Linked DNA regions of Mus musculus: all the other regions are linked to region 3. A link is a loop called in an ENCODE intact Hi-C map of the cell type or tissue named here. Cell type or tissue: heart. All regions are shown on one strand. Region 1 holds the start of Flt3 (FMS-like tyrosine kinase 3). Region 2 holds the start of Gm35383 (a long non-coding RNA gene). Region 3 has its middle 12 kb from the start of Pomp. Region 4 overlaps Flt1 (FMS-like tyrosine kinase 1).

Region 1 (8,000 bases), 440 kb after region 3:
TAAGGTAATCTGCTAAGCAGCACTCCATAGCTTGTGTCATCAATCTATATACTCACAAATTAAGGAAGACACGTATGGAGCTTTAGCCAAAACTGGAAACCATTATAGTCTATGAAGGGAGGGAGGGAACAGGGAATGGTGGCCAATGCCTATAATTCCAGCATTCAAGAGTCTGAGGCAGGAGGGTTGCTGCAAGTTCAAAGTCAGCTTGGGCTATGTAGCAAAACCTTGTCTCAAAACAAAACTCAAAACACCCATTGCAGTTTGGCTCACGTGCTACAGAGGCCTGGTCCCCAGGTAATGGTGCTATTGGGAGGTGGCAGGGCCTTTAGAAGGTAGAAGAAAGTCACTGGGCATTGATTGAAGCAGAGAAAGTCTTCAGTGAACAGAATGGTTTTTTGATGTCAGTCATAAATTCAGCGATGTGATCTGGTGTGTCATATACACTATGCATATTACATGATCTATGTATTAAGGGTTAATATATAAAATATTAAATATAGTATCATAAATGTTTACATGCATATACATATATAATTTCTGAATGAAATTGTTATGTTTGCTATAAATGCTACAATTGTTAGGATCAGGGAGGAGGAGGAGCTAAGAGCAATGGTGGAAAAAAAAACAGCCCTCTGAAGCTCACTGCAGCCTGGTTTTGTTCAGAGGTGGCAAGTCGCTGCTCAACAGTGGAATCTTTGCCATGTATGGACAATGGTTGTAAGTATTCTTTCTTTCTTTCCCATGACTTGAAATGTGTGCTGCCTCAGTTTCTCCCAATTCCCCTTTCAAATCAAAGTGCCCTGTGAAATCAATCTGCCTTGCTTCACTTACCTTACTTCCTCTCTCACTGTGAGTCTGACTCCTCCGATGAGTCCCATGGGGCATCCCAAAGTAGTCACCCTCTGTCAAATCACATTCTCCCCTCTCCTTCCTGTAAACATCTCCCGGAGTTCACCTTCCAGGCTAATCACACAGATCTAATGAAACTTGAATTAAGATACAGGCAGTGCACAGGTCATCTCAGAGAGGACGCTCGCCAGGCCCAGGGTGGAAATGGATGGGCCGATGTGATGCAGGAGCGGTCTACAGCAAGGGCAGCTGAGTTCTTTGAGGGTAGAGGGTGGGGACGGTGTACTGTACAGCATCATGATAGGATCTGGAGCAGACAGGTGCTGAGAAATGGAGCCAGTAGATGGGGTAGCAACATGCCAAGTCAGGAAAGGAAAAGATGTATAAAAGGAGTTTAAAGGGGAGGTTTGACCATAAAGTTATATCATGTCCCAGATTTTAAATAATAATAATAATGATGATGATAATAATAGTAATAATAATACTAATCTAACATACAAACTGGAGAGGTGGCCTCATGGTTACAAGGGAGAATTTCTCTTGCAATAGACCTGAATCTGGTTCCCAGACTACCTGTAACTCTGTCTCCATGGGACCCAGTGCCCTCTTATGGTCTCCTCAGAAACTGGCACTCATATGGGTACATACCTATATACCTGCACACACACATGCACATAAACACACGCACACACACACATGCACACACACACACACACACGCACACACACAGACGCACATGCACACACACACACACACACACGCGTGCGCGCGCACACACACACACGCACACGCACACACACACACACACACGCACACGCACATGCGCACACACACACACACACACACACGCACATGCACACACACACACACGCACACACACACACACACGCGCACACACACACACACACGCACACACACACACACACACGCGCGCGCACACACACACACACGCACATGCACACACACTTAAAAATAAGACCTTTAAGAAATACATAGCGCTTGGAACTTGCCTCAGCAGCACATATACTAAAGTCACATCTGTACAGGAAGATTAGCACTGCCCGTGTACAATCACAGTGTGAAAAATCCCAAGATGTGTTTCTTTGCAAGGAGCTGTGTGTGTGTGTGTTCCCACGAGTGCAGGTACGTTTAGGCGTGTAGGTGCATGAGCTGCTGTGTTGAGGCCAGAGGTCAGCGTCGAGTGTCGCTCCTCAGGTGCCATCCACCTTTTGCTGTTGTTGTTGTTATGGGGGATTTTGTTTGGTTTTAAAAAAATATTTATATTTATGTATATGTGTCTATCTGTCTCCCTCTCTTTCTGTGTGTGTGTGTATGTGTGTTTATGTACATACATGTGTGATGGTGCCTGGTGCCAGTGGAGGCCAGAAGTGGATCAGATCCCCTAGATGTGGCTCTGGGAACCACGCTTCTCTGTCTGTCATCTGTCTGTCTCAGTCAGGATTACTATTGCTGTGATGAAACACTGTGACCAAAGCAACCTAGGCAGGAAAGGGTTCAGTCTCCCACCATTCATCATCAGAAGCAGTGAGTGCAGGAACTCAAGCAGGGCAGGAACCTGGAGGCAGGAGCTGATGCAAAGGCCATGGAGGGATGCTGCTTACTGGCTTGCTCCCCATGGCTTGCTCAGCCTGCTCTCTTATAGAACCCAAGACTACCAGCCCAGGGATGGCACCACCCACAAGGGGCTGAGCCTTTCCACATTGATCACTAATTAAGAAAATGCCCTACAGCCAGATCTTATGGAAACATTTTCTTCAATAGAGGCTTCTTCCTCTCTGATGATTCTAGTTTGTGGTCAAGTTGACACACAAAACTAGCTGGCACTCTGTCTATCTGTCTGTCTGTCTATTAAAATATGATCAAATGTAACCCAACCTAGCTTTCAGCTTGCTGTGTAGCTGAGAGTGACCTGGAATTTCTGATCCCCTTGCTTCTGCCTCCTAGGTGCTGGTACAAGCATATACCACCACCCTGGTACAAGCATATACCACCACCCTGGTACAAGCGTATACCACCACCCTGGTACAAGCGTATACCACCACCCTGGTACAAGCGTATACCACCACCCTGGTACAAGCGTATACCACCACCCTGGTACAAGCGTATACCACCACCCTGGTACAAGCGTATACCACCACCCTGGTACAAGCGTATACCACCACCCTGGTACAAGCGTATACCACCACCCTGGTACAAGCGTATATATACCACCACCCTGGTACAAGCGTATACCACCACCCTGGTACAAGCGTATACCACCACCCTGGTACAAGCGTATATATACCACCACCCTGGTACAAGCGTATACCACCACCCTGGTACAAGCGTATACCACCACCCTGGTACAAGCGTATACCACCACCCTGGTACAAGCGTATACCACCACCCTGGTACAAGCGTATACCACCACCCTGGTACAAGCGTATACCACCACCCTGGTACAAGCGTATACCACCACCCTGGTACAAGCGTATACCACCACCCTGGTACAAGCATATACCACCACCCCCTGTTTGTGTGGTTCTGGGCTTAATAAGCCCAGCTTTACCAATTGAATTATATCCCCAGCCCAGTATTCTTTTTTTTTCTTCCATTCTGTGGATTACCTTTATTTTTTTATTTTACTTTCTTTTTAAAAAGCATTTATTTGGTGTGTGTGTGTATGTGTGTGTGTGTGTGTGTGTATGTGTGGTACACATATAGAGTGCATACATAGGTGTATATGGATATATACTCCCGTGCCTCTCACTGAGCCCAGGGCTAGGATGGTGACCATCAAGCCCCAGCAACCCTACTGTCTCTATACCTCCTGTCCCTATACAGCATTGAGGGTATAAACACTCTTGCACACTATCGCCTTGCCTGACTTTACATGTGGGTGCTGAGGACTTGAACTCAGGTCCCCAGGCTTATGCACCAACCACTCTTAACCCACTGTGCTACTTCCCTATCTCTCATCTTGTTTTTTTGAGTCAGGATCTCTCACTGGCAGGGGCCTCACCCAGGAGGCCAGGCTGGCATTCCATGAGGGCCCTGTGGGGAATCTTAATTTCAGCCTTCTCAGCTCTGGGATTACAAGTATTCTGGCTGGAGAGATGGCTCAGCAGTTAAGAGCACCTACTACTCTTCCAGAGGTCATGAGTTCAAATCCCAGCAACCACATGATGGCTCACAACCATCTGTAGTGGGGATCCGATGCCCTCTCCTGGTGTGTCTGAAGACAGCAATATTGTACTCATATGCATAAAATAAATAAAATCTTAAATAAACAACAACAACAACAAAACAAGTATTCAACACCATGCCTGGTTTTTTTCACATTGGTTCCAGGGACTGAATGGAGACATGCCACCCCCCCCCCCTCTTTTTTTTTGTTTTTTGTTTGTTTTTCGAGACAGGGTTTCTCTGTGTAGCTCTGGCTGTCCTGGAACTCACTCTGTAGACCAGGCTGTCCTTGAACTCAGAAATCCACCTGCCTCTGACTCCCAGGTGCTGGGATTAAAGGCATGTGCCACCACTGCCCAGCGACATGGCTCCTTTTTAAAGAACACTTACTGCTTCTTGGCTCAGGTTAAGTTCCAACTGCCTATAACTCCAGTTCCAAGAGATCCAGTGCCCCCTTCTGGCCTCCGAGGGTAGATCCCGATTCAATAACAAATGGGAGTTTGTAACTTCGGGCTTTTTCTCCCACACCACTTTGTTCCCTGTAATAACGACTCTGAGGGTAATTATTAATACATACTTAGGCCATAAGCTTTGGCTTGTTCTCCAACTAGCTCATAACCCAATTATCTCTCTTATTCTATATTAGTTCAGCTATGTGGCTGCTTTCCGGGCAAATCTCCTGTGGCTAACTCTTTCCCAGAATTCTCTCTTTTTCTCCCAGATGTCCCACCTCCTATTTCCTGCTCCAGCTCATTGGCCACTGACTTCTTTATTCATAGTGATGCTTATAAGAGATTCTATCGGAGCTGGGGGTGTAGCTCAGTAGTAAGAGTGCTCTGGGTTCTGGGGTCCTCATGGTTGTATGGCAAGCTCTTTACTGACTCAGCCATCTCCCTACTTCCACTTTCCTTTTTTTTTTTTTTTTTTTTTTTTTGGTTTTTCGAGACAGGGTTTCTCTGCATAGCTTTCGCTGTCCTGGAGCTCACTTTGTAGACCAGGCTGGCCTTGAACTCAGAAATCCGCCTGCCTCTGCCTCCCCAGTGCTGGGATTAAAGGTGTGCGCCACCACGCCCGGCCCTTTTTTTTAAGATAGGGTCTTGCTATGTAGCCCAGGCTGACTAATGCTCTACCTGCCTCCGCCTCATGGCATTATGGGTGTATAGCAACAAACCCAGCTCTAGAAATTTTTTTAAGTCAATTATTGTAATTGCAAATGTACCAGGACTGGAAGATCTTAGCGTTGGTGTCTTCTCTTTCCATTTTATTAAAGGGGAAAGCCTAAAAGCAAACTAAGCAAACAAAAACCTGGTTTGAAGAAGTGATCTCCCAAGTGAAGGCTGGCCTCTGAGAACTGTCCTGGGATGGGCTGGACCTAAGCTTTGTCTTCTGGTTCCAGATGAATAACCGATAACCACAGATACACATCTCAGCAGCCTGAGCACCACATGTCTCGGAGAGTGAACTCTCCACACCTGGAAGGTTTTGGGTCTGTGTTTCTTTTTCTTTCCCTTTTTCTTTTTCTTCTTCTTTTTCTTTTACTTTTTTTCTTGCTGATGATATAACCCCGGGCCTTGCAAGAGCTAAGCTAGCAATCTACCGGTGAGCTACATCTCTAGCCCCACAAAGCTATCAGATGATTAAAAAAAAAAAAAGATCCATGAATAGGCTGGAGAGGTAGCTGTGTGGGAATTGCCCTCCCTATTAAAGATGAAATGTGCTGCTTTACATATGTATATTTCTCCGTCTGGCCGCTGATCAGTGGACAGTCTCACTGTGGTGTGCAGGAATGTTGGAATGTTTCTTCATGCTCCTGTTGCAATTCCAGAAGTGGAATCCATGCGTCGGGCACCTGACCTTAAAATGCCTAAAGCACCAAGCCCATGTCATTTTCCACAGTGGCTGCCCGGAGGACGTCACTTTGAAGTTTCCCCTAGCGGGAAGGCTGATAGTGCTGTGGACTGAGTGGAGGAGAAACAGTGTTGTTAGTGTGCTTGTATGCTCTCAGGGGTCATGCCTGAAGAGAAAAACGATGAAAAGAATGAGGAGCGGAGGACTGCTGTGATGGAGCGATATTACTGACGTCATTATGGGGAGAGAACTAGGACACAGAGGACAAATGGCTCAGGAGGGTTCCTTCATGGGGAAGCCAGGGCTGCTATCCTGTGCTTTCAATATTCAGCTTGATGCACGGGAAATAATTGTTACCTAGAGACACTATGAGACTAAAAGCCAGAACTAGGAGGTGACAACTCCAAACATCCTTTGAGGTGCACGGTCTAATTTGTTTGGGTGTCTGTTTAACCTCTCTAATTTATTGACCTTGAAACCGCGTCTGCTTTTCTGGGTCGGAGGTGGATGGGAATCTTGGACATCCTATAAGAAAGGACAGGGAGACAAAGAAAATCAGTCCACAATGCAGATCTACCAGATGTGGAATAAAACTCACGGGGTTACCAGTGTATGGCACCGATTCAGTGCCCATCACGGGACATCAAAGATCCCCGCGCATGAAGAAGGAGGTCTGTGTGTCACCACTCTTCTCACCCTTAGGAGTTTAAAGCAGAGGTCCGGGGACTCAACCACGGAGTCCAGGCAACTTCCCCAGCCGAACCGCACCCAGTCTCCCCTGCCGCAGTCCCGGTGCCAGGAGCGCAGGCTGGGGACCACGGCGGGCACGTGGGATCGGCTGCAGCACTGCGCCAGTTCAGCCCGCCTAGCAGCGAGCGGCCGCGGCCTCTGGAGAGAGGTTCCTCCCCCTCTGCTCTGCACCAGTCCGAGGGAATCTGTGGTCAGTGACGCGCATCCTTCAGCGAGCCACCTGCAGCCCGGGGCGCGCCGCTGGGACCGCATCACAGGCTGGGCCGGCGGCCTGGCTACCGCGCGCTCCGGAGGCCATGCGGGCGTTGGCGCAGCGCAGCGACCGGCGGCTGCTGCTGCTTGGTAAGGCCCCTCACCCCCTCTGCACCCCGGCCGAGCGCGCATCACTCCCTCATACCCACCGCGCGCTCCCCTCGCCGCCGCATCACTCCCCTCTTTCACGTCCCCCCTTTCAAGCGGTGAACTTGGCTTTGGTTTGCCCACCCCTGCCCTCACCCTCCTCCGCAGCGCTCCTCTGCAGCTCAGTCCCCAGGCCACCGCGCCTGGGCTTGGGCTTGGATGCTCCGTCAGCCTCTGAGAGTCTTCTTCAGCAGCGCAGGTGGCCCGAGACTCCCTGACCCGACCTCTGGGTACTATAGATTCTCGAGCCGGTGCGTTCTCACCTCTTTGAGATGTAGGCTGACAGAGCAAACTAATGGGAAAACTGCGAGCATCCTCTGCTAGAGCGGTCATCCCTGCTAACGACCCCCACCTGTACCAATTTTCGCTTCACTCAGTGGCTAGTTACTTTGGAAATACTATGCAAAACAGATTTATAAATTTAAAAACTAGCTACCCTTCCCCTCTCCATACTTTTCTTATTTTAGGATTAAACCCTAGTGACACTTTCAAGGACTCCTAGGACTACTCTCCCAAGTTGCCTGTTCGGGTAGAAGCATAGCTGTGATTGAAAATAGTAACTAACTATAGGGGGGAAAGTCCCCATTCTGCCCAGTTCTAATCGGTCTCGCGTCAGCTTTCTGTTTGGGAAGACAAGGGGGTTGGATTGAGTTGGAGTTGGAGACAGTTCTAGAAGTCGGGGGTGGGGGTGGGGGGAGATCAGGCCCTGCCCTAGTTTTGCAGCCTTCTGAGGCACTCCTGGCTTGGCCTCAGTCTGCCCAGTGGCCTATTTCCCCTTCATTTCCAACATTTAGGATTCTGGCTTGAACCTTCCGTGACAAATAGAGAAAACATTTTGCAACATTAAATGAGCAGAAACGGTTTCCAATTACTTTAAAAAAAAAGATGATAAAATTAAAAAATGTAGGCTATAAAGGAAAAGGATGGGGAGAACGCTGTACCTTTCTTAAGCGAGTTGATGCACA
Region 2 (8,000 bases), 190 kb after region 3:
CATTGGCAAGTTGTTTGGAACTTAGCTCTGCAGGTGGGAGCAGACCTTTGGCAGGAGCATGAGGCAGTGTGGTGGGTCTGAATGAGATGAAGCTGGAAGCAGGGTGGGCAGGGAGACAAAGAGCTAGTGAGCCCACTCATTGTACGCTTTGTCCTTGAGATCATGACCCTCTGTGGCTTTCTCACTGTACGGTGGGAGGTGAAGGGTGTTAATTTCTGGCAGAAGAGCCCCATTTGCTCACGAATGTTCTGGGTTAGAACTCAGCAAGCACTCAGCGCCCCCCCCCCACCCCCAGGCCGTGTCCCTGTTTCCACTTCATTACTATCTGCACCCCAGGACTGCATCAGGTCTCCACGGCCAGTGTTTATCATGAGGCTGACCAAAATGGGTCAGCCACTGGTGGGTGGCTGGTGGCCAGTTCTGCAGTTTAGAAGAGGGGCCATGTGAAAGGTAAGAGCTGGGCCCTAAGCACAATGAGCAGGCTTTGGAATATCAGATGGAAAAGGACAGGGATGGAGCAGGGGTGACAGGGGTCTAGTTAGAGAGGGCACGCCTCAAAATCAACACGGCTGGCTCATCAGCTTCGGCTCCAGGAAAAAATGAAAGGCACCATAGGAAAGGCGAGCCTTACTACAAGCTGCAAGTTTGGGGGTAGAGCTGTCAATCACTCCCCCTTGCTCCCCTGGCCAATGCCTGGGAAGTTCTACTGTCGGTTAACCAGAAGTTCTTCATTCCTACAGATGGCCTTTCACAGGCTCCCTACTAGTGCTCATACCTAGCGTGTGTCAGAGGCACTGAGTCCCTGAAAAGGCCTTCTGTGACCAAGCACCAAGGGTGTGAAATTGAATCTGTCTGAGGCCATTGATGGTCCCAGCCCCATCCCTGGACAATGGCAAGTGATCACCTGCCACTGCCTTCTTTATGATCTGCCCTTGGGAGAGTGGAAAAGTTCTTGGCCAAATAGAACTACAATGTGGGTAGAGATGATTTTGAACTAAATCGTCCATCATAGCCGCTAGGAAACATTTGGCTTTAGAATTCCATTTTAATGTTCTTTATAGTAATTAAGCACTGGCTTAGCAGAAGTGGCAAGCTCCTGTATGTCGTAGGCATGCATTATTAAGTTATCACAGCATTTCTAGGGGGGGCAGAGATTTTATCACTGCCAGTTTCCAACTCAAGGTAAGCCTGGGGTTCAAGGACCTTTTTAGGAAACAGTCCTGGCGGATGTGCCGGAGAAAGATGCCATGAGCAGCATCCAGTGCATTGGGATCAGGCGGTTGAAAGCAGTTCACATGTCCGTTTCCAGCATTGTGCTCATGTGAGCTCGTGCTTTCTCCTCCCCCTCTCTCCCTCCCCACTAAAATTAAAATGGTGACCACTCAGGCCTTCACATGAGTAAGTCTGGTCCAAAGCTGGTTTAAGAAGCCCATGTTGTGATATCACAAAAGCCAGTTGTGCAAGGTGTTAGGATGAAATATGGCCTACAGCATAAGAATGTAAGCTCAAGATCGGGCTCTACCACCCGCTGTCATCTCCCAGCTGTGGGTTCTAGACCTCTCGGAGACTGGCCTTCCTCATTTGTGCAATGGAGTCAGCAATGACATGGGGAGGTGGGGGGGTGGGGAAAGGGGAAGATGCATATCACACACTTAGTCCTGTGCCTGCCATGGTACGTGTGCTAAGATTCTGTGATGGAAGGTGCCTAGATCTTCTAGGGTACCCTTTAGGCAACTACGGGGTGGCTCCACTGCCGAAAACCACAGTCCCCAAAGAGGACCCTATGTGGACTGACTGTGAGCCATCTCTTGAGACCGTCCATGCTGGTTGACAAATGTTCTCCCAAGAAGCATGCCAGTGTCTTTGAATAGGTCTCTGAAAACTTTTCCCAAAATATAAGACCAGAAATATCATACAGCCTCAGTTACTTGGGAGGTCAGTGGAGTTACAGCCACCTGCGTCTACTGTATCCAGTCCTTCTTCAGCCATAAAAGGTTCAGACGCCTGCCCTGTGTAACCTCTGGTAGCTTACAGCTCTTGGTGGTTTGCTGGTGCATTCTCCATTGTATTCTAGTATTTTTTTTTTCCATAAATTTGACCTGTCTCTTTGATGGACAAAGCCATCCTTCAATAGCAGAACAAAGCAAACCATGTGTTTCTTTCAAAAGACATGGGAAAGGGATGTGCAAGGGAAAAAAAGGGGGTAATTTAAATTAAAGTAGTGCTGGTAACTGTGAGCCACGACTTCTGCCTACCTGTGGGAGATGGAGAAGACCACCACTGGTCCAGCTTCTGTTTTTTCATTAGGCCATAAGATGCCTCTTTCACACGTCAGCATCCCTGTCTGCCTTGAGACTGACCAGGAACATCACTTTGTCAGGCACTGATACAGCCAAGCTGGCTTTATCCAGGTCCCCATCAGATCCGTCGTCACTTATATTTGTCACTGTGAGTGGACGGACACCAATGGTGTGGCACAGTGATTGGTTTAAGAGGTGGTCTGAGGTCATCTGATGGTCACTAGTGCCTGTCTTCTCAGCACATTTGAGGTCAGTGACCTATGGCAGTTTGGCGCCTGATAAGTGTAAGGTCACATTAGGATTGGCCATTCTGTCGGGCTCAGTCTCCACACTTGGCAGCGAGCTGAGCCCAGGTGGGCTCTCTAGCCAATGAGGTCACACTGATTAGTAAGACAATCCCCCTGCTCCCGCGTAGCTATCAGTGCACCAGATGACAAGTAACGTTTCCAGTCTGGTTTTCTGTGCCAGGCACAGTGCTAAGCCACCCATTCAGTAGCCATGTCACAATTCCTCATAGCAAAGGGACCATCTTTAAATTGCTCAAGCCCTTCCTGTTTGCTTTTTAATGCCTATAATAAAGTCACGGTAGCATGGGGTTGGTCCGTTGCTATTTGCAAGGATTCTTTAGCCCTACGCCTGGGTAGACCAGTAGGCCAAAAGTGTTACACCCAGATAATAACCTCAATAAAAACATTGACTTTCTTCATTCATTTTCCTTCTTCGTGAAGGACTATTTGGTCTGCTGAGGAAGGGTGACTTTTATAAAGAGATCTTTAAGGAAATGTTAGGAGTGGCTACCAATAATATCCTTTAATACACTCAGGAAGGACATGCAAGAGGGTGCTCCAATCACTCAGTGAACATCCATTGCCATAGAGTCAGAGGTGGTTCGGATGCAGTACTCGGGAACAAGGCAGCGGCAATAAATGTTTGCAATAGTGAGAGCTCCAGGGGGATTCAAACCAGGCTAAGATCTGAGAAACAGCACTTCTCTCAGGCTCTCTGGGCATAGCACGGTACTCCTCAGTCATGTTTCTGCCACAGTGAAGGCCTCAGGGCTAGTCATTCGGCCATCTCTCTGTGTTGTCCAATGACAGGAGCAGAATTGATTGTGATGTTGTCATCTGTGACCCTAAGACAAAAAAAGCTTGAAATCATTCAAGAAAGCAAAAGGGTCAGAAAGGCCTTGACAATTTTTCTGTGACTGTCATTCCTATACTCACATTCTCAAAGACATCTGCTGCCCAAAAGCCGCCCCCTACATCCTCCCAGCTCCGCCACCCCTGTGCTAAACCATGACCCCATGCCCTACCGTGTAGCACTTAAGCTGTCTTCCTTTCTGCAGGCACCAAACCCAGTGATAATCTGACATGCTCTTCACTGAGTGATTGGAGCACCCTCTTGCATGTCCTTCCTGAGTGAATTAAAGGATATTATTGGTAGCCACTCCTAACATTTCCTTAAAGATCTCTTTATAAAAGTCACCCTTCCTCAGCAGACCAAATAGTCCTTCACTAAGAAGAAAAATGAATGAAGAAAGTCAATGTTTTTATTGAGGTGATTATCTGGGTGTAACACTTTTGGCCTCCCGGTCCACCCAGGTGTAGGGCTGAAGAGTCTTGATCCTAGCCCTGACTCTCAGAGATCCTGGAAAGGCGGGGGATGGGAGCTGTCCAAGCTCATGCTATAAGCCAAGCACAGAGGCTATCATGAAGAAGGGAGGCAGAGGCAGGAAGATAGGCCTGAGTGTGAATGGACATCCAGAGCAGGAAGCCTAGCAAGCCATGCCACTCATGGAAAAAAAGGTCTTATCTAAACAAGGGTGGCCCAGGACTCTGGATCCCCTCCACCATTGTCCAAGGAGTTGACCCAAAGCTTACCTACAGTCTCCAAAACTCTCTTTGCTACCACCCTACCCCCACCCCCACCCCACTGAGACAAGAAGCAATTTTCAGTATGGCCTCCAGGGCGTCACAAGGTCTCTCAATAAGGTCAGCCCACCAGAGTCCCCTTGGCCTGACCCCATGACCACCCTGAAGGGCCAGGCTCTCTTCCTGAGCTAAGGGAGCAGGAACCATTTTGTCTAAACACGCCTTCCAACCCCACGCCTCTCCTGCCAGCATCCTCTCCCCGGATTGTTTCATTTAAGAGGACGTGAGAGGAGGGAAGAGTGTTGGCAGAGTTGGTCAATCTGTTGTTCCTGATGCGCTATCACCAGTGTTTTGACATAACACCCACAGTGAGATGTTTACATCAAGCCCTCCCGCAGGATGGAGGCTTTTCTTCTCCTTTCTGGTTTCTGTTTTGTTTTGTATCGATTTCGCTACCCTTTTTGTGTCCTACCTTGAAATGATTCCGTGTTCTCTGCAGTCGCATCCCTTTTTGTGTCCTACCTTGAAATGATTCCGTGTTCTCTGCAGTCGCATCCCTTTTTGTGTCCTACCTTGAAATGATTCCGTGTTCTCTACGATCTCATCTTGGTTCTTAGGAGCAATGAACTCTCATTAAACACATCAGCACTGTTCGTGCCCATCCTCAGAGTTCACTAGCCAGAACAGAATCAAAGAAACAGGGAGAATATTTGGGTTGGGGGGGGGGCATTATAAAGCTTTCTAGAGTCTTGGTTTTTTTCTTCCTTGATTAAGTTTTAAATATACATTTAATACATTTGGGCAATGATTTAGGCTTAATGTAAGCATTCAGTAGGTGCTGGAGTACTCAGCTCAGTTCTTTAAAGTACTGAAGTTGTGTTAAAAGAGATGCACGTGTGCAGATTCACTCAGTTCTGAGCCTGTACCACATCTTCTCAGAAGAGAAGGCTGCGTCACCAAAAGCTAAAGAACAGATGCAAGTTTTAGATGCGAGGAGCGGACAGGAGGCACAGAGGAAACCTGAAAATCAATGTTGTTCCCACCCAGCACAAAAGGAAGAGCAGGGGTGCTCCGGAGTGCACAGTGTACATCTTGCTTGTGCGTGTTAGAGTCAACAGGGAATAAACTTGCCTTCAGGAACCATAGAATCTGTCCACTCAGAGAGCAGTATATAAGAAGAAATTGCACACACTAAGATGAGCAATGTTTATCAAAACCTGAAGAAAAAAAAAAGGGAGGGGGGCTTAAAAAAAACCCCACAAAACTCCCCAGTGCTGAAATGGTATTAATATAGGATTGTGAAGGCATTCTTGATATACACAAAGAAGCATTGAGGGGCTGACAGAATGGCTCAGCGGATAAGGGGGCTTGCCACGTAGGCCCAACCCCATGAGTTCAACCCCAGAACCCACATGAGGGAAAGGACAGACTGGCAGACTGAGCAGTGTTGCCCCGACCTTCATATGTGCTCTGCTGTCTGTGCACCCATGCAAATTCAAACACACAACAGGAATGAGTAAATTATCTTAACTTCTAAAGAAGGAGCCCCCTCTGGACCCTCCCCCCCCCCCCGCCCCAAAGCACAGTGATGTCTTGGTACGTGACAAACATCTGCGGGTGTCGTAACATGGAAGGGTTAAGTGTGATATTTGGAAATGTGCCTTGAAAGAAAAGCAGATTCTGCCTGCAGAGGCACTGTCTGGATGGGAGCTTTGACTTGCATTGCTATTGGGGGGGGGGCCCAACCTGCCTCCTGTTTGGAGTTATAAAGAGCCAGGGGGAAACAGGGAACAGAGCAACCTCCCCCCCCCAAAAAAAAAGAATCTAAAAGAGAGGTCTCTGTCATCTGCACCAAGAGGTCAGCAGTCCCCACTGTGTGTCAGAAGAAGAACGTTAGAACTGGGACCTTTGAGCAGTCTGAGTTGGAGTTAGGCAGACTGGCATGTTGTATGTAGGGCTCAGCTCCATATGTCGGTACCTAATCGGCTAACTTTTAATTTATTTTAACTGGTCTCTTATCCTAATGAAACATTTCAACCCCAGAGCAGCGGACAGAGATGGCACGGACCCACACTTGCCCCCAGAATGATTTTTTTCCTTTGGTTGGTTATAAATACCTCCATCTCATTGTGCTTGACACGCTGTATGCAAATAGAGGGGGGAGTCCTGGGGCTCATTGGGGGGGGGGGCTCAGAGTACTAGGAGGACAGAGCCGAGCTGATAACACTGGCCTTGTTCAGAATAGTGCATGGGAGCTTTCTTATCTCACTCCGGCAGGAGCTGCCGTGGGCTTCCTGTGGGAAACCAGGGGCAAGCTCTGCCTTCCTCTTGTTGTTCGCCTTCCGCCTCCCTCAAGACTGTTCCCAGCACCGTGGTTATCTTTGTATCTTCAAACATGGCACACTCTACTTCCTCAAGAGCTTGATGTATTCTTAAGACTTAGGCAAGTGCCCCTCCTCCCCGCCCCCACCCCACCCCACCCCCTCCCCCGGCCTCTTTTCAAGTGGTGGAATGGAGGCAGGCCCTCAATGACATTCTATTTTTATGGTTCAGTGACAAAGAGGGAAAAAAATAATAGCCCCTAAATTAGAAAAGAGCCACAGGACCTGTCCTTTTCGTTCGGAGGACCTGGCAAGCAAGCGGAGTCTGTGGTTTCCACCTAGGGCTTGAGCCTTGGTAACTTGGTCCTCACAGACAAGAACAGCAGGGGGTGAAGGGGCTCAGAGACCGGTGGCCCCAAGTGAGCTGAGCTGACTGACTGCATTTCCCTTGCTTTGCTCCAACATGTTTTGGGTTTGGTTTGGTTTGGTTTGGTTTGGTTTTTTGTTTTGCATTTCCTGAAGATGGGGTGTGAGAAGTTTTAAGATCTTTGACAAAGACTCCCCTTGTCCTTCTCAATGCTTCAAGGGACACAAGAAGGCATCTGAAGCCTTCTTGTCCAGTCAGAAGAGAACTTGAGTGGCTGAAGTCACAGCCCTGAGGGCACACACAGATGGCGTGTGCTCCTGGAGGATGCAGCAAGCAGTCCCTAGCAGTTTATGATACCGATGCTGTGTCCTACAACTCAGAACACTGACCATGGAAGCCGAGGGGAGTGACATTTATATGCTCATCCTGGAACTCTAGTATTAAAAGGTTTCTAGTAGAAAAGAAAAATGTCTGACTTTCCTCTTGCCTCTGTTTCTTTATATTAACCAACAAGGGCAAAAATGTTGCCTGGTGATTACAAAACACAGCAGAAATCTCATAAGCAATCTAAGGAAGAATGGCCTTTGTTTGTTGGTTGGTTGGTTTTGTATTTTTGTTTTAAATCTTTTCATTTACCTATAAGTGTTTTAGGTGGTGGTGGTGGTGGTGGGAATTGAACTTAGGTATTTGGAGAGATCTAGCGTATGGCCTAGGTACGGAATTCAATTGTTGAAACTGTCTAGTTATAAAGGCGGCGTGTGATTTAGAAGATGTGGCTGTTCTTTAGGGATCCCCCATTGAAGCATTACATCTAACTATGAGAACTGGGCATCGGTGGGCAGGGGCATGGCTCACTCATGTAACCTGAGCCCAGGGTTCTATCCTTAAGAACATACCACACACACACACACACACACACACACACCACATACACATATGCCACACACACACCACATATACACACACACCATACACACATCACACACATACCATGTACCACACACACACACATACACCACACACACATACCACACATCACACACATACCACACACCACACATTCCCATGCACAGATACACACACACCACATACATACCACACATATACACATACCACACATACACATAAACATATACAACAC
Region 3 (8,000 bases):
CAGAAAGAAAGAAAAAAAGAAAAAAAGAAAGAAAGAAAGAAAGGAAGGAAGGAAGGAAGGAAGAGAAAGAAAGAAAGAAAGAAAGAAAGAAAGAAAGAAAGAAAGAAAGAAAGAAAGAAAGAAAACACTTGGGAGGCAGAAGAAGGCGGATTTCTGAGTTTCAGGCCAGCCTGGTCTACAGAGTGAGTTCCAGGACAGCCAGGGCTATACAGAGAAACCCTGTCTTGAAAAAAACAAAAGAGTGAGAGGGAGAGGGAGGAGGAGGAGGAGGAGGAAGAAAACCTTAAAGGGCTGAGATGGCTCAGTGGGTAGAGCATCTGCCATGCAAACACAAAAATCTGAGCCCAGTGTCCCAGACCTACACAAAGCCAGACACAGATGCATAGATCTATAATCCCAACACTCCTATTGAGATGGGAGGTGAGGCAGGATTTCTGGAAGCTCATGACCCAGTAAGCTTGGTGTACACAGAGCCAAAAGTGCAAGTCGAGAGTGAACACCTGAGCTTGTCCTCTGACCTCTACATATGCACGTCTGTGTTAACATGAACATGTAGACATTCATACTCCCTGCTCTGGCAGCATACACACCCACACACATATACCGTACATGTATAGGGCATACACACACAGACATATACACACACACACCACACACAAACACATACACCATGTGCACACATCATACTCCCTCATACATACACTATACACAACACACACACACACACACACTGCAGAACCGCAGACATATACCTAAAACACACCATACATTCACACAAACACATAACTCGCCATATGCAGCACACGGCATAGGCACATGCGATACATGTACTTGAGTGCATGCACACACACACACTCACTCATGCACGCACGCACTAGGAGCCTGGGCTGTTGTTGCTCAGTGATAAAATGCTCCCTGGCTTTGGCTCCTCCCCCCTCCCCCGGATATTCTTGAAAGATGTATTAATCTCATTCATCGCTGCTACATTTCCCTCTTGGTCACTATAAGAAATCCTAAATCAAATTCATCATGGGAAGACAACATGCTGAAGGAGTAGTCTGTGTGGTAGCCAGGTCCTATGATGAAGATGTGGTAGCTTAGAAACTGTGCCCTCTGCCTTGGAATGGCCCCACAGTCGAATAGATTCCTCAAAATACAAAGCTCTCTTTTTCTGCACACCTCCCAGTACCCGGTTGATGTAGCCCAACCATCAGAGTGTCACCTGCTTTTAAAATAATGGCCGTGATCACACCAAGCAGGACAGACCTCTCAGCAAGCACCCAGCAGTCATTGTCACCATGAGGAGGGTGGCTGCACTTTTTCCTCCTTCCACGGTCTCTGGAGTTAAAGTGGGGGTCAACCTGAGGTGATTTTACACAGGAGGGTTATTCAGTATTACTACAACAAATGCCTTGCTCCCCCGCCCTGACCATGGAAGGACATCATTCACAGGGCAGGGTGGGAAAATCAGAGAAGAAGTCCTTTCTGCTCCTTTCTGCTCCGATCCCTGTACTTCAGAACTGCTGACCTCAAAAGGGTTTCCAAGAAGAAACAGGGCTTATTTTTCTTTTAGAAGCAGCCTGATTTCCTTGTATGCTTAGATGCACACGAGGAGAAGAAGAGGAAAAAAAAAAAAAAGAGTCGCTCACAGTTCTATATTTAGTTTGTAGAAACAAAGCGAAGAGTCAGAGAACCTGTCAGGGGCATCCCAGATATAGCTTTATCTAGATAACGTGCATATTAAAAGAACCTCAAGTTCTATTTCTGGGCTGCAGTTGTGAAGTTGGAGCAGCAGCTGCCTCCTCACTCATAAATTGGCAGATCAGGATGTGACCGGTCACAAAGAACCTTCCCACAGAGATATCACCAAGTGTCCCCTCATTTAGAATCCGCCCGGCCTTGGGCCAATGTTCCAAAGAAAGGGTGAAATCAGCATTGAATGGAAATTCATAGACTCAGGCTAGGTGAGAATGCTATCTGTGTTGAGGATTTAACTGAAGTGCTCTGGAAAGCAAATTAAAGCCTATGTATGGAACGTGGGATACAGTTTAAAAATAAAAGAACAACTTGAAAATATTCTCTTTCCTGATCCAAAGCCAAGTTTGTCTCCAGAGGGGGAAAAAAAAACTCTACTAGTTGATCTGATACAATTGATCCACTTAAAGGATTTGATCCTTAAAGGGTTTGTTTTTCCTGAATCTTCTCTTTATAAAGCGGGGGGGGGGGGGGGGGGTGTCTCCTGCCCTCTGACACTGTTTTGAGACAGGTCTCACTATGTAACCCTGGCTGGCCTGGAACTCCCCATGTAGAGCAGGTTGGCCTTGAATTCCCCAAGATCTGCCTGCCTCTGCCTCTCAGCAGGGCTCATATAAAAGCCAGATCATGGTGAGTGGGTGCACTGAGAGAAGCAGTTCAGTCATTGAGAAATGCAGCAAGCATGCAGCTGCAGACTTCTCAGAGTTGAGCTGAGTAAGCACTATGCAGGGAAAAAAAAATCTGAGGGAGTCCCCCTTCTCCATCATTTTGGATAAGGTGTGCTCATGCTAAAGGCACCAATCATGTGCTACCTTCTACGCGTTCAGGATAGCACGTTTCCCAGCTCTGTGAACCCAAGGTGTGGGAAACCTTTGCCTTGGTGGGAGTAGGTCAGTAGAAACTTCTGGACTCCTTCAATAACCCTCAGAATCCCTTAAAGTGAAAGTACTTGTTATTTGCCATTAGCAAATAAAACAAACAGCATTCTGTTTGATCTCTGGGAAGCCCTTTCTTGTTAAGGTAACAGTCGGTCTGACTTTCATGTTTCAGTATTCATTGTCGGTTTAATTATTTTTTAAAAGTTTTGTTTTAAACTATTAAAGTTTTTCAGCGCTTCAGATAAACATGGTTGGCTTTGTTAAAGATTAAAAATAAATTTCCCACAAAGCAGCAAAATGTGGCAAAGATAATATACCTCATGGGGTCGGCCTGTTCCCAAACACGATTCTCAGGGGGCCCCTCTGGACAACAGCCTCGTCATTCGTGTTCTGAGAAGTTCTGGAAGCCCCCCAACTCTAACCCACCCAACCTATCCCGGAACTAGCAAAGTATTGGGCGGGGGGGGGGGGGGGTCACCACCAAAGAGGAGAATCTCAGGGAGGCATGTTTTATCTGTTCTTAGGCTGTCAATCTTTTCCAAGATACACTGATGCTAACCTTGTAATGGCTTCTTTCAAACAGAGAGCAGTCTGGGAGAACTGATAGAACCAACACACCTCTGCACAGAGCTGCTGTCAAAGGACTCCTCTTAATTCCGTTTGAGAACAATCTAGAAGATCACTTTGAAAAACGTCATTCAGGCTACTTGAGCTTTGGTTGAAATCTTTTCCAACTAAGACTTCCATTTTGAAAAAAATTAAGAGACTGGGATCTGGAGAGAGCCTCAGAGGCTAAGAGCACTTGCACTGTGGCAGAGGACCTGGGTTAGGTTCCCAGCACTCACTCACGGGGCAAGCTGACAACTCTTTGTAACTCTCGTTCCAGGGGACACAATGCCCTCTTGTGGCCTCTACGGGCATCAGGCTTAATACCGTGCACATACATGCCTGTGAGCAAACACTCATACTCATAAAGTAACATTTAAAAATCTAAAAAATAAAATTAGTGACAGATGGGCTTCCATCAGTGACTCATTTTCCAGGCTCACTACCCAGCATCTGAGAACATCGTTTCCATAGTCTTCTTTCTTCCTGTCCCAGTACAGTGCCTCTAGTTTCTAGAGTGGATTGGAGTCCCTGTCTCTAGGGTGTTTGGGATTAGAGGGAATGTTCGTGCAGTTCTCAAAGACGACGGTAGGTGGCGATAAAAAGACGCGGCTCTGGGCTGGCGCTCTTTTCTGAATGTCCTAAATCAAGTGCTCACAAAATGTAAAGAGCACTGATATGATGGAGGGACAGACTGAAAACTCAGCTCGCGAGGTCTGTTCCTTCCCTATGTCCCTAGGACCCGGCTTTCCACTTTCAAATGAAAAACAGCTCTTCCCCCCCAACTGAGAATTCCACTGCATTGAAAGAAATGAATGGAACCATTGCAAAGGATTTTTAGCACCTCAATGCCGGTGAAGTCACAACGCAAATGGCCAGTGCTGTTCGCTGATACAAACCAAAGTTGTATACATGTGAGGAATTCAATAGTGTATAAACCATTTAGAACTTCCAAGAGTTCACTTACAGATCCAGTCCTAGTCTCAAATTCCTGGAAGGAAATATTGTCCAAAGGGAATACGGAGATAAAGTTTCTAAGGTTTTGCTCTAAGGGAACAGTTAGTCCAGGGGATTACCCCAAGATATAAAACGGAGCCCCTATGGTGGAGCTTAGCTCGGGCGCACATGATTGGCCGTCAGAAAGGAATGGAGTTTGGATTTGCTGGATGGAACAAAGGGAGTTTATTCCTTATTCTTTCCCAGGACCCCAAATTGACAATTGGTCAGCTAAATGAAATTGTTGGAGAAGGTTATGGGAATAAGAAAAGAGAGAGAGAGAGAGATTTGGAGATTTAGAGAGTTACTTGTCTGAGCATATTGTTGTTCTGGCTCTGAGCCAGCGAACGGTCAGTGGAAAGCAGACGAGGGGAGTTAATTCAAGGCTGAGCCTTCACATAAACTGGAATTGTGTAATCTTGGAGTTAGAGATCATGTGTCCTGACTGCTCTCCAAAAGCAAAAGTCCCCAGAACATGTCTGGAGGCAGGGCTGAAAGTCCCCAGAACATCTATGGAGGCGGGATTCTGGGACATTCAAAACAGAGACACAGACATCGTTCCAGAAAAGCTCACTCCAGCATTCCTTACACCAACAAAGACCCTGGGGTGCATGGACGTATATGTGGAGTTCCAGGAATTCAGCACAAGATCTGTAAATGTTTGTCTTTTCATTTGGACAATGATTTTTAACATGAATACCCCTCCCCCAGTTTTCGAGCAGTTTTGGGTATTAAGTGTAACCAAACAAAACAAAACAAAAAATTTTTTGAGACAAGTTTTCACTTTGTAGCCCAGGCTGGTCTCAAACTCACAACCCACCCCCTGCTCCACCTTCAAGTGTTGAGACTACAGGTGCATGCTGCCACGCCTAGGGTGGGGTCCCTCTTTTGAGCATCAAGGTGGCACATTTGTCACAGTTGGTAAGAAAGCACAGGAGAGTGAGCTCGTACTAACGGGCTTCAGGGAAGGCCGGAAGATGGCTCAGTTAGTAACGTGCTTACCATACAGGCCTGAGGAATTGGGTGGTCTCTCAGAACCTATGTAGATAAGAAACCCACACATAGCAGTGTGCATCTGTAGTCCCAGCACAGGGGAAGCAGAGATGGAGATCTGTGGATCCGTGAGTGAGGCCAGCCTAGGACAATCAATAAGCTCCAGGTTCAGTGAGAGACCTGGTCTCAAAAACTAGGATGGAAGCCGGGCAGTGGTGGCACATGGCTTTAATCCCAGCACTCGGGAGGCAGACACAGAGATGGATCTGTGTGTGTTCAAGGCCAGGCCTGGTCTACAGAGAGTTCCAGGACAGTCAGGACTACACAGAGAAGCCCTGTCTCAAAAGAAAAAAAAAATCAAACCAAAAATCTAAGACAGAAAGTGATCAAGGAAGATATTCCATGTCAGCCTATGGCTTCCTCATATATGAACACCTATGAGCACACATATACATGCATAAAAGCATACATATATGCACACAAACACACAGATACACACACACACACACACACACACACACACACACACAAAGGGCCTAGGAAGATCTATGTGAGCTCACTGGAGTCAGCCTGTGCCCAACCATTGCTCCCTAGAAGGGGATCTTCTAGGCAGGACAGAGTGGAGGGCAGGGACTTATCGGAGGGAGACAGACAGACGTCCAACAAGGAGGTTATTCTCCTCTCGGCCTAAGGGATAGTTCTGTTTAAAGAATGGAGGTCCAGGGTACCTGCCCAAACTGAATGAGTGAGTGGTGGGGTCAGATGGGCTTGAGTGCTCATTCCAGAAATGGGTTCTCTCTCTCTCTCTCTCTCTCTCTCTCTCTCTCTCTCTCTCTCTTTTTACATCAGCTCAAAGAGTGTTCCTGGATTCTCAGTTCACCTTTATTTTCCATCTGAAGCCGTCCTCATGGCTGTATCACGGCCCTCATGTGAAATTTTGGTAGGCAGAGTTTAGAGACCTAATAAATCCCATAGAACAAGGCATGGCTGTTGCATGATCCTATACTTGTAATTAAGCCGTCACCCTAAATAACAGAGTGCATTGCACACTCTCGGGGTTCCTGATTCTCACACAAGTTTCTGCTTGGCTTGTTACACAAAACAAAACAAAACAAAACATAACAACAAAAAAGGAAACGTTTTGTTAAGAACATAGCATTCCATCCCCCGATATTGGGATACTCTATGCCTTTTTTCTTTTCTTTTTTTTTTTTTTTAAGGTTTGGGATTTGAATAATTGAGGGACCTGTTGGCAGGGTGCCCCTCCATTTTGTAGCAACCTAACCATCTATTCGGTAAGAAAGGACTAGGTAAGTTCTGATTCCATTATGAAATATGCAGAAATTAACCCCTGACGTGTAAAAACTCTGTGGCAACCAGGAAGTGTCTGGGCTATAATTAGTGTTGCTTGAACACAGAAGGACAGCATACACTCTGGATCCGCCCATGCCACTTAAGGCATTAGATGTGTCTCAAACAAGTTCCAGCCAATCACCCTAAGTGTGGCCACCCACACTTCCTTCTCCTCCTTCTTCAGTCTTCAGACTGTGGGAATTGATGTGAGTACCCCAGCTCTGTTGACCCAGAGCAGTATAATGTGAGCTTTGCACTGTGTGTCCAGAATTCCTTGGAGGAAATCACTCAATAAATATACTCGGATGACAGCCTCCTCTTCCCTGTCTCACTAGCCTGGAATTCTAATAGTGTCTATGCTTCCCGAAAAGCATCGTGACACGTCTGTTTCTGGGAAAACACAAGGAGACGCTGACTCAGGGGTATAGATTATTCCAACTTCCCCCCATATAGATAACATGTTTGTGCAGAGATGGGTCGGCACTCACAGGAGGTGTGGGAGGATGGTGACAGTGCTTGGTACCCTAAACTGCCCAAAATGTCGTATTCATCTTTTTACAATGTTTGTGTTTGATATTTTAAGGAGCAACACAAAACATCTGTGCTCCCAAAGTCAAATTCTCAGAAAGATCCAAACAGAAATGAGAAATAGTGCTGTCGGAGGGGTGGCAAGACGACTCAGTAGGTTAAGACACTGTATGATCCTTTGAGGCTCTGAGCTTGGTTCCTGAAACCCTCGAAAAGTCAGATGTGTCTACCATCCTAGGATTCTATTGAAAGATAGAAGGTAGAGACAGAATGGATGTGAGTTTCCAATTATCCTGGGTTCGTCAGACAGTGAAAATACAGAGACCCTGTCTCAATAAGATGAAAAGGGTAAAACCATTCTAGAAAGTTGTTCTCTGACCTCACACAAAAACTTCAAGCACATGTTTCACACATACACACACACAAACTACACAAATGCTAATAACAAATAAAAATCTTAGATGTAGCTTTTGGAAAGATAAGAAGTCCCTAGAATGGTCATTGACATGAAGAGAAGAAAGAGTAGGGACCTTGAAGTTCCTGGGTGACAATGGGGTGTGTGACCTTGCAGAGCCCAGAAAACAGGCCAGAGCACATGCAAAGAAATCTATGGAAATCCAAAGTCTGCAGTTTTTAGTGCCCTGGAGCGAAATAAAAAGATGTTTTTGAGAAGAATCGTTAAACACAACACAGTCTACATTCCTTCTCGGTTCCTGTCAACCCTCCTGATTCCTTCACACATGGATAAGATCATTTTGGCTTTCAAAATGCTGGTTTACAGTTTCTATGCTACGAGATTCTTAGGCTCACTGGTGAGTTTTCTCTCTCAAACCTATTTTTAATTGGAAGAGGCAAGTTTAGTTATCTTGTTTCCAGGAACATTCTAGCAGG
Region 4 (8,000 bases), 240 kb after region 3:
TAAGTGTACTCAGGATGTTAAAGGCCCTAAATATACATAGCTTTTTCTTTTTTTAAACTTTCAACTCCAAACTATGGCATAGAGCTGTAATAATACAGTATTTGGTCTGTCCATCTTTGTAAACTTTTTTTGTTTGGTTGGTTGGCTGGTTGTTTTTTTTTTTTTTTTTTTAATGCTTTAATCCGTATAGACCAATTTGGATTTAAAGAATTTTTATAAGGATGCCCAAGTTCAGTAAAGATGAGTAAGATATCTATAGATAGTTCTTGAAGCCAAATAATTAGACTTCAAACATACTCATCTCATTTCTTCTCATGGAAACTAGGCTTACATGAATCTATATAGAGTATCCCAGACATAGATGGTAGCTTAGTTAGGAAGGCCTGAATATGTTAATTATACCCTGTCAAAGCACGTGGTATAGCGTGTTAAGCAAGCATGCATGAATATACTTGATTCTTTTATCATTTGATGCATGTGAGTGCTTTGTCTTCATGTACATGTGTGCATTGTGTGCATGCAGTGCTTGCAGAGGGGACCCTGGAACTGAAATCGCAGAGGGTCGTGAGTCACCTTGTAGGTGCTAGGACTTGAGCCCAGGTCGTCTAGAAGACCAGCCAGTAGTTTTAACCATCCAGCCATCTTTCTATTCCAACCCCGACTCCCTGCTTAAATATTTGCCTCAATCCTATGAGCAAGTTTAGTTGTTGAAAATAAGACTCTAGTAAGACCTACAGAGGGGTCAAATGACATCACAGGGATACTAGGCTAGGAAGTGACAGAGCTGAGAATGGGAAACGCTCGCGTCCCTCTCCTGCCCTGGGTCACATAGAGGGCGGGGGTCCTCCCGGCAGCAGAGTGTCTCCACCTCAGGAGCTGAGTCACTCTTGGGAGATTACCTCCTTTCCTAGTTCTTCAGTTTCTGCACTACAAAATAGGACCATTCATGATGGTTGACTAACCTTCCCAGGACCGTCACAGGATGAAGAGGGTCTGTCATGATAAGATCTGAAGTGTTAGCTATTATTAGTATTATTAGTATTGGTTAGTGTGTTTCTCTACTCCAGGGTAACTTTTAGTATCACATAGCTTCCTGGCCTTACTGTGAGTCACCCGGATGGCGTACCAAACCGCAGTATTCCTGTTGGGTTAAGGACTGGCTTGGGATAAGAATGTGTTACAGAACAAATGTCCCAAACCGCAATTTTAATTATTTTCTTTCTTCCTTCTTTTCTTCCTTAACCTGAAATTACTCTCAAAAAGGTATTTCATACATATCACGGTCCTGAAGAGAAGATCCAAACTGATCTATACAGATTCTTCAAACAAACAAAGCCTGTTACAAAAATGGACAGGCCTATTGTACTATTCTAGTAAGCTACATTAAAGGTCAGAGGTCAATTGAATCTCAGGTAGAAGACAGCATTCTGTGTTTAGCTTATGAGAATGGGGTCCGATCTATTCTCGTACCTGTGGATCTTTTTCTCTGGATTTGGGGTAGAAGCACAAAGGGAGCATGTGTCTGCTATTCATTTATTTATTTATTACTTCAAATTAACAACAGAGCAGAGTTTACCAGGCCCCTCTTATTTCGGGTCAGGTAAAGCTTTGTGAGAAGACTCTTCAAAGATGCCAGGCATCTGTCCCAGAGACTGGTTTGCTTTAGGCAGAAAAGGCAAGCTGATGCTTGGAGTGGGCATGACAGAGAAGTTATAAAGCAGAGCAAAACAGAGCTGAACCAGCAGCCCTTGATGCCCAAAAAGTGATAAGGGGAAAAAATAAATGTGAATGTGTGAGTGAGTGAGTGTGTGTGTGTGTGTGTGTGTGTGTGTGTGTGTATTTTATCTACATATATATCTGTGTGCCATGTGTGTATTTGGTGCCCAAGGAGGCCAGAAGAGGGTGTCAGGTCCCCTGGAACTGGAGTCACAGTTGATCCTGAGCTATGGTAGTGGTAATTGAACCTGGGTCCTCCTCAAGAGTTCAACTGTGTGCCTGTCGCCTCGGCACTGGGGGGTGCCACTGGAGCAGCAACAAGCTACTCAGAGGAGGCAGAACACAGTGCGTGATAGGGGTCCCAGCCGATGTTCTCCTGGATGAAAAGCAGCGAGATCTGGGACAGATGCTGTGGTCCTCAATCTCCTGTGTACCCAGATGCCGCTGGGACCGAAAGGAGTTGAGAACTGAGACCCGCAAGTCCGTGCTTCCCCTAAATGCCAGCAGGAAGGGGATGGCAGAGCCCCAGACAAGGCATACTCTGGTTTGGTTCCAAGTGAATGCTGAGCTTCAAATCTCTTTACAGATGGTTGTGAGCCACCATGTGGTTGCTGGGATTTGAACTCAGGATCTTCGGAAGAGCAGTCAGTGCTCTTAATCACTGAGCCATCAAAAAAAAAAAAAAAAAGTGAATGCTGAAAGTATAGAGGGCTAAAAGAGGGAGTGGCTTCTCCAGGAGACTTAGGTGTGCCCCACCCCCACCCCCCACAGAGATCCTTGTGGGGGAAGGAAGCGGTCCTTGCTTGTCCAAATTGCTTTATTCTTTCATGAAGGATGTAAATGCATACACATCTTACTCAGGGTGGACCAGGGATTAAATACCTTTTATAGGAAGGGATGCCCAGGGAGGGGAGCTCATTTGCTACCTCATTAGCATGGAGGACTTCAGGTTTTTATTCTATGTGGCTGGTTTTCAAGGTCCTCTCAGTGGGGTGTCATGGTTCCGTGGTCCAGATTAGGTAGAGCCTGGCTGGGATCTCTTCCACACCTGCGGTTCTCAATGATGAAATTTACCAGGTTGTTTGTTTGTTTGTTTGTTTGTTTTTTGTTTTTCGAGACAGGGTTTCTCTGTGTAGCCCTGCCTGTCCTGGAACTCACTCTGTAGACCAGGCTGGCCTCAAACTCAGAAATCCGCCTGCCTCTGCCTCCCAAGGCGTGCACCACCACTGCCGGCTTTACTGGGGGGTTGTTGAATCTTACCAGTTCTTCTGTCTGGTGGCAACGGTCCACCTGCATTGAGCTGTCTCTCCAGTCCATAAAACTGTATTTAAAAATTCAAGGAGGTTGAGAGAAGTGGCAGGAAGTGAGGGAAGATTCAAATCATACCTGACGGCAGTTTGCATGTAAAAAGAAACTGAGGCTTTTGGTCTATTACACAGCTGCTCACAGGCTCATACAAGAATGTTTTCCCAATTTCTGATGACAGTTACTCTAGTTGTGCTCCCCCCCCCCATTCTTCCCCACCACACCCCACCCCACCCCACCCCACCCCACCCCACAACCCTCTCTGGGCAGGGTAGGTTCTGAAGCTAAAACTCCCTGGTGATTGGCTTCTTGGGAACTCACCTTGTTATGTTCTGTGAGCTGAGCTGATGGCTGTGGCGCCTGAGGCACTGGCAGCCTGCTACCACACAGTGCCACATGCCAGGCCAGTGTGTGGATGCCTAGCTACCGAGAAAACACCTAAACGTTTCTTAGGCTAGTCTTCCCAGCCAAAGCCTGTCCCTGGCTACAGTCCTGCAAAGGCGTGCGGCCAGTTCACTGAGCCAGAACTGCGCACAAAGAACCCACCACCATTGCCACCAGACAAGCTCAAGACATGGCACCACACAGATTCTTGACCCCCCACCCCCTAGGAATTCAGACAACCTGCTAAGTGGTACCCAGAGGGATGACACGAAGCCCGGGGAGAGGCAACTGGCAGGGGAACAGGAACCTATACCAAAAGGCGCCATTATAGGCTTGGCCACATTCTTATCAGCATCCTGAGTGAAACAGACATGCTGGGTCCTTCTGCACATGACCCTGAGCACAACACTCCCTCCTAATAATTGTCAAGTCCCACCCACACTGCCTCTGCCCCTGAGCAGCTGGGCTATTTTGTAGACTGGACTGATCACCTGCCACCAGCCTGTTAAAGCCTGCGGGGTAGGGGTAGGGGCGGCGGTACGGGGGGGGGGGGGGATGTTGCATGGGGAAGTGGCTAGTCAGGCTAGTGTGTATGTAGAGAAAGCACCCAGGGACCAAAGCATGTCCTGACAGCTCTTTTGCAAAGAGCAATAGAAACAAAACTATCGAGTGGAACTCAGATGCCACCGTGTAAAAGACTAAGATTTTTATTTACTAAGCACTACTGAGTGCTGATGTTAAATTGAGCCTGACGTTCTTCTTAACGGTATTCTGTTGAGCCGGTCCCTCAAACGTGTGACTGCATATAAATAGTCCCACCCGAAAGGAATTTTGCTTGAGTAAGGGCTATGGAATTAGACTTCGGGGGCCAGTTTCCTGTCCCGTGGAATGCACTGGGAAAGTTCCCACAGTCAGACAGGGCCACGTGCTTCACGTTCCATGTTGGATTCCTGCACAAGGACCCTACAAGGCCATCAGCATCTGTGACAGTCAAAGGCCACTGCAGCGTACATTCAGAAGGCTCCTGTCATACTACAAAACTTATTGTAGCATGCGTGTACGTGTGTGTGTGTGTGTGTGTGTGTGTGTGTGTGTGTGTACACGCTCGAGTGGGCATAGTAGAAGAAATCCATACTCCCATGAACTTTGGTTTACACTTTTCTCACTCTGGGGGATCTATATTGAGATTAAAGGACAAAAGAAAATATAAGACCTAAGCATTTAAAATTTCAACTTAATTTTTAAAACTGGGAGTGGGGCTGGAGAGGTGGGTTTGTGAAGGAATTTGCTCTGGGTGCTCTGCAGAAGACCCTGTTCAGTTTCCAGCACCCACGTGGTGGCTCACAACCATCTGTAACTCTAGTTCCAGGAGCTCCAAAGCCCTCTTCTGGCGTCCAGAAACACTGCATGCATGTGGCACACACATGTACATACACACTGGCAAAACACCCATGCATGCAAAATAAAAGTAAACCAGTATTTAAAAAAAATTGGCAAACTAGAGCCTTATCGTACAATGTATGAACCTCCACTGAGCTATACATATTTGAATTGTATGCTGACAGTCATGGAGAGCACATGTTGTCACTGAGGCAGGGGAATGACAGGATTGGATCTGTGGCCCTGGAAAGGAGTGAAAGTGGCCTGAGGCAGTCAAAGATGGGCAGATGAGAACGGAAGCGGGTTCTCTAGGCAGCGACAGAGGATGAAGAGGAACGAATTCCTTCACAAACCCTGAAAATAGCCCGGGTAGGACGGTGGACATTGCCTCTCCTAAGTGACTGGTGAACTCCCATAAAGGCTCAGAAGATCCGAGGAAAGGAGGAAGTGGCAGGACCCTTAGATGTGTGGTTGTTAAGGACTCGGATCCCCTGGGTTAAAATCACAGCACCACCGCTCACAGGCCAGAGGATTAATCGTCAACTTCATCATTCAAGAACTGGGGAAAGTCTACTTGACAGTGTTGGCAGGAGTCTTGCTGAGTGTCAGCATGGCTTCTCGTGGCTTTGCAGAGCACATTCTTACTGTGATTCCGTGCAGGTGACTTCACTGACTCCAAATGCCTACAGCATTGCTCCTGCTTTGTCCCATGCTCAGAGTGCCATGATGCTCCGGGCCCCGCCCTGTGCTTCCCATCATACTGACACCAAATACAAAGACATTAACCTTACTTTGTTTCTTTTTTTTCTTTTTTTTTTTTTTTTTTTTTTGGTTTTTTGTTGTTGTTGTTGTTGTTGTTTTGTTTGTTTGTTTTTTGTTTTTTTTCAAGACAGGGTTTCTCTGTACAGCCCTGGCTGTCCTGGAACTCACTTTGTAGACCAGGCTGGCCTCGAACTCAGAAATCCGCCTGCCTCTGCCTCCCAAGTGCTGGGATTAAAGGCGTGAGCCACCACGCCCGGCACCTTAGTTTGTTTCTTAAGATTTATTTATTATTATATCTAAATATACTGTAGCTGTCTTCAGATGCACCAGAAGAGGGTATCAGATCTCATTACGGATGGTTGTGAGCCACCATGTGGTTGCTGGGATTTGAACTCAACACCTTTGGAAGAGCAGTCAGCGCTCTCAACCACTGAGCCATCTTCCAGCCCCGTTTTTTGTTTTTGTTTTGGGGTTTTGTTGTTGTTTTAGAACGGGGTCTCCCATGTAGATATCCCATCACCAAGGATGGCTTTGACGCTCTTGCTTCCACCTCTCAAGGTGATTATAGGCATATGCCACTACAGCCAGTTCATGTTGTCCTGAGGATCAAACCCAGGGCCTCGCGTATGCTAAGCAAGCACTCTACCAACAGGGCTACATTCCCAGCCCAGAAACAATCTTTCTAAATGCTTCCCAGGTCTGCAGAGATGGCCGCAAAGTTGGCAAAGGCTTTGGCCATGCAGACCTGATTGCTTGAATTTTATTTCCTGGGACCCATGTGAAAAGCTGTGATCCCCGCACTCCTAGGGTGAGATGGACGCAGAGACAGGAGACTGACCCAGAAGCTTCTGAGCCAGCTAGAAAGAAATACTCAGCACAGTGACCGAAACAAGAGGGACCTTGCCTACAGAACGAGACAGAAGGAAAGAACCAACTTCCAAAAATGTTAGCCTCTGATCTCCACACCTGCGCTGTGACACATACCCCGCCCGCTCCCTGCCCCCAATAAATAAATACTTTTTAAAATGCTTCCGAGGTGGATGGATTCAATGTCCTCTGGAAGAGGTATTTTTAAATAAGTTTGATTGGCAGGCAGGAAGGCAGAGAAGGACATCATGAGAGCGGGAAGGGCAAAAGGAAAGCCCCAGTCATGAGAGATGCAGCACCTACTGATGCCATAGGAGGATTTAGCTCATCCTGGCGAATTACGACAGGGAATCCCCCAGTGAGATACCCATGTTTGTAACTATGATATTGCTGTCATGTATCCTTAGTGAGGGCCCAGTGTGTGTGTGAACACAGATCCCCCGTCATGTGTAAGAAGAACAAGTCTCATCTGGCCTTGGCCTAACCTCCTTTGTCATTATAGTTGAGTCAAGAAGGCCATGCTCAGGCCCAGTGCTGTGTGTGTGTATGTGTATGTGAGAGTGTGTTTATATGTTTGTGTTTGTGTATGCATGTGAGTGTGTGGGATGTATGTATGTGTGATAGAGCAACTGTGTGTGCATGAGAGAGACAGAGAGACAGACAGACAGAGACACAGAGACTGCCCTGGGTATCCCCCCCTACAGTGCTCAGCTTTTGTGCTATGAGCTGTGGAATCAGCGTGACTGGGTGAGAAGCAGTGCCTCTGGCTGCCAAGGTCAGAGCCCCAGAAGAAGCAGGCAGGCGATCATGAGTTTTATTTTTATTTTTATTTCCATGTCTGCTTTGAAGAATTTTGTGAGTCCCAAAGCGGCCCCTTTTATGTCTTTTCATATTTTTCTTTAGAATTTCCTCTAAAACCCATTAGGTGGACTTAACATTTCACAGATTTAGCACTTTAATGAGCCATCCCTCCCCTAATTTCCTTCCATCTTTATTTTCTCTTCTGATTTTTAATTAATTATTTCTTAGAATACTGGTTACAAAGTCAGCAGAATTTCTGGAAAGTCCTTCCGGGTGCAAGTTCACAGCCTGTCTCAGAAGTCATGTGCTCCCACAGATGCCCAGCTAGAGTGAGCAGAGACCTCACATTGGAGGACTTCTTTTATAGCATCTTTGTGATTTTTCTCTCTCTAGGAACCTCAGACAAGTCAAACCTGGAGCTGATCACGCTCACGTGCACATGCGTGGCTGCGACCCTCTTTTGGCTCCTTCTAACTCTCTTCATCAGAAAACTGAAGCGGGTAAGAAAACAGAAGATATGATCGCCAAGCCACGTGATCCCCCACTGCCCCTGTGAGCCCGTCCATCGTTCAGGTCTCACTGGGGCAGCCATCATGTTGAGTGGGAGGGGGGGTGTCTCACTGGGGCAGTCATGTTGAGTGGGGGAAGTGGGGGGGAGGATGTTCAGCAAAAGTGAATGTGGTAAGAAGAGGCTGCTGCTCTGGTTAGGGGAGGAGGTGAAGGGGTAGTGTGGGTGTCCTCTGGAATTGAAGCCTCCCCTCATAGATCAGAGCAAGCAAGAGTTG

What was found. Hi-C counts contacts between places; a loop is a spot of excess contacts. Peaks named below come from ENCODE experiments on the same cell type or tissue, not always from the same donor. Only the 100,000 strongest peaks of a DNase experiment are listed, where the experiment ranks them.
Region 1: a loop joins it to region 3, with 3 times the contacts of the local background. A loop is called at or near these places in 19 of 42 quality-filtered maps.
Region 2: a loop joins it to region 3, with 2.5 times the contacts of the local background. A loop is called at or near these places in 2 of 42 quality-filtered maps.
Region 4: a loop joins it to region 3, with 3 times the contacts of the local background. A loop is called at or near these places in 3 of 42 quality-filtered maps.

The regions. Positions count from the first base shown.
Region 1 is chr5:147,399,198-147,407,197 of GRCm38, reverse strand. Flt3 (FMS-like tyrosine kinase 3) reads left to right here and starts at 6,709. Exons shown (of 24, transcript NM_010229.2): 1 at 6,709-6,978. The coding sequence starts at 6,933. It overlaps Gm26597 (predicted gene, 26597), which reads right to left and starts at 7,644. Exons shown (of 2, transcript NR_165432.1): 1 at 7,299-7,644; 2 at 5,279-6,411. In heart, a CTCF peak has its summit at 4,498 (motif pointing left); no DNase peak of the experiment used is centred here; H3K4me3 peaks cover 1,480 bases; H3K27ac peaks cover 449 bases; H3K27me3 peaks cover 3,343 bases.
Region 2 is chr5:147,656,522-147,664,521 of GRCm38, reverse strand. The region is part of intron 10 of Flt1 (FMS-like tyrosine kinase 1); the gene reads left to right. It overlaps Gm35383 (a long non-coding RNA gene), which reads right to left and starts at 4,832. Exons shown (of 3, transcript XR_377215.3): 1 at 4,644-4,832; 2 at 3,613-3,714; 3 at 1-3,432. In heart, no CTCF peak of the experiment used is centred here; DNase peaks (open chromatin) are centred at 4,211 and 6,511; H3K4me3 peaks cover 1,087 bases; H3K27ac peaks cover 2,931 bases.
Region 3 is chr5:147,844,185-147,852,184 of GRCm38, reverse strand. No RefSeq gene overlaps it. Among named protein-coding and RNA genes, the nearest start is that of Pomp, 12 kb to the left of the region's middle. In heart, a CTCF peak has its summit at 3,827; DNase peaks (open chromatin) are centred at 1,794 and 3,814; H3K27ac peaks cover 464 bases.
Region 4 is chr5:147,603,235-147,611,234 of GRCm38, reverse strand. It overlaps Flt1 (FMS-like tyrosine kinase 1), which reads left to right. Exons shown (of 30, transcript NM_010228.4): 16 at 7,609-7,715. Among named protein-coding and RNA genes, the nearest start is that of Gm35383, 52 kb to the left of the region's middle. In heart, a CTCF peak has its summit at 4,802 (motif pointing left); no DNase peak of the experiment used is centred here; H3K27ac peaks cover 1,047 bases.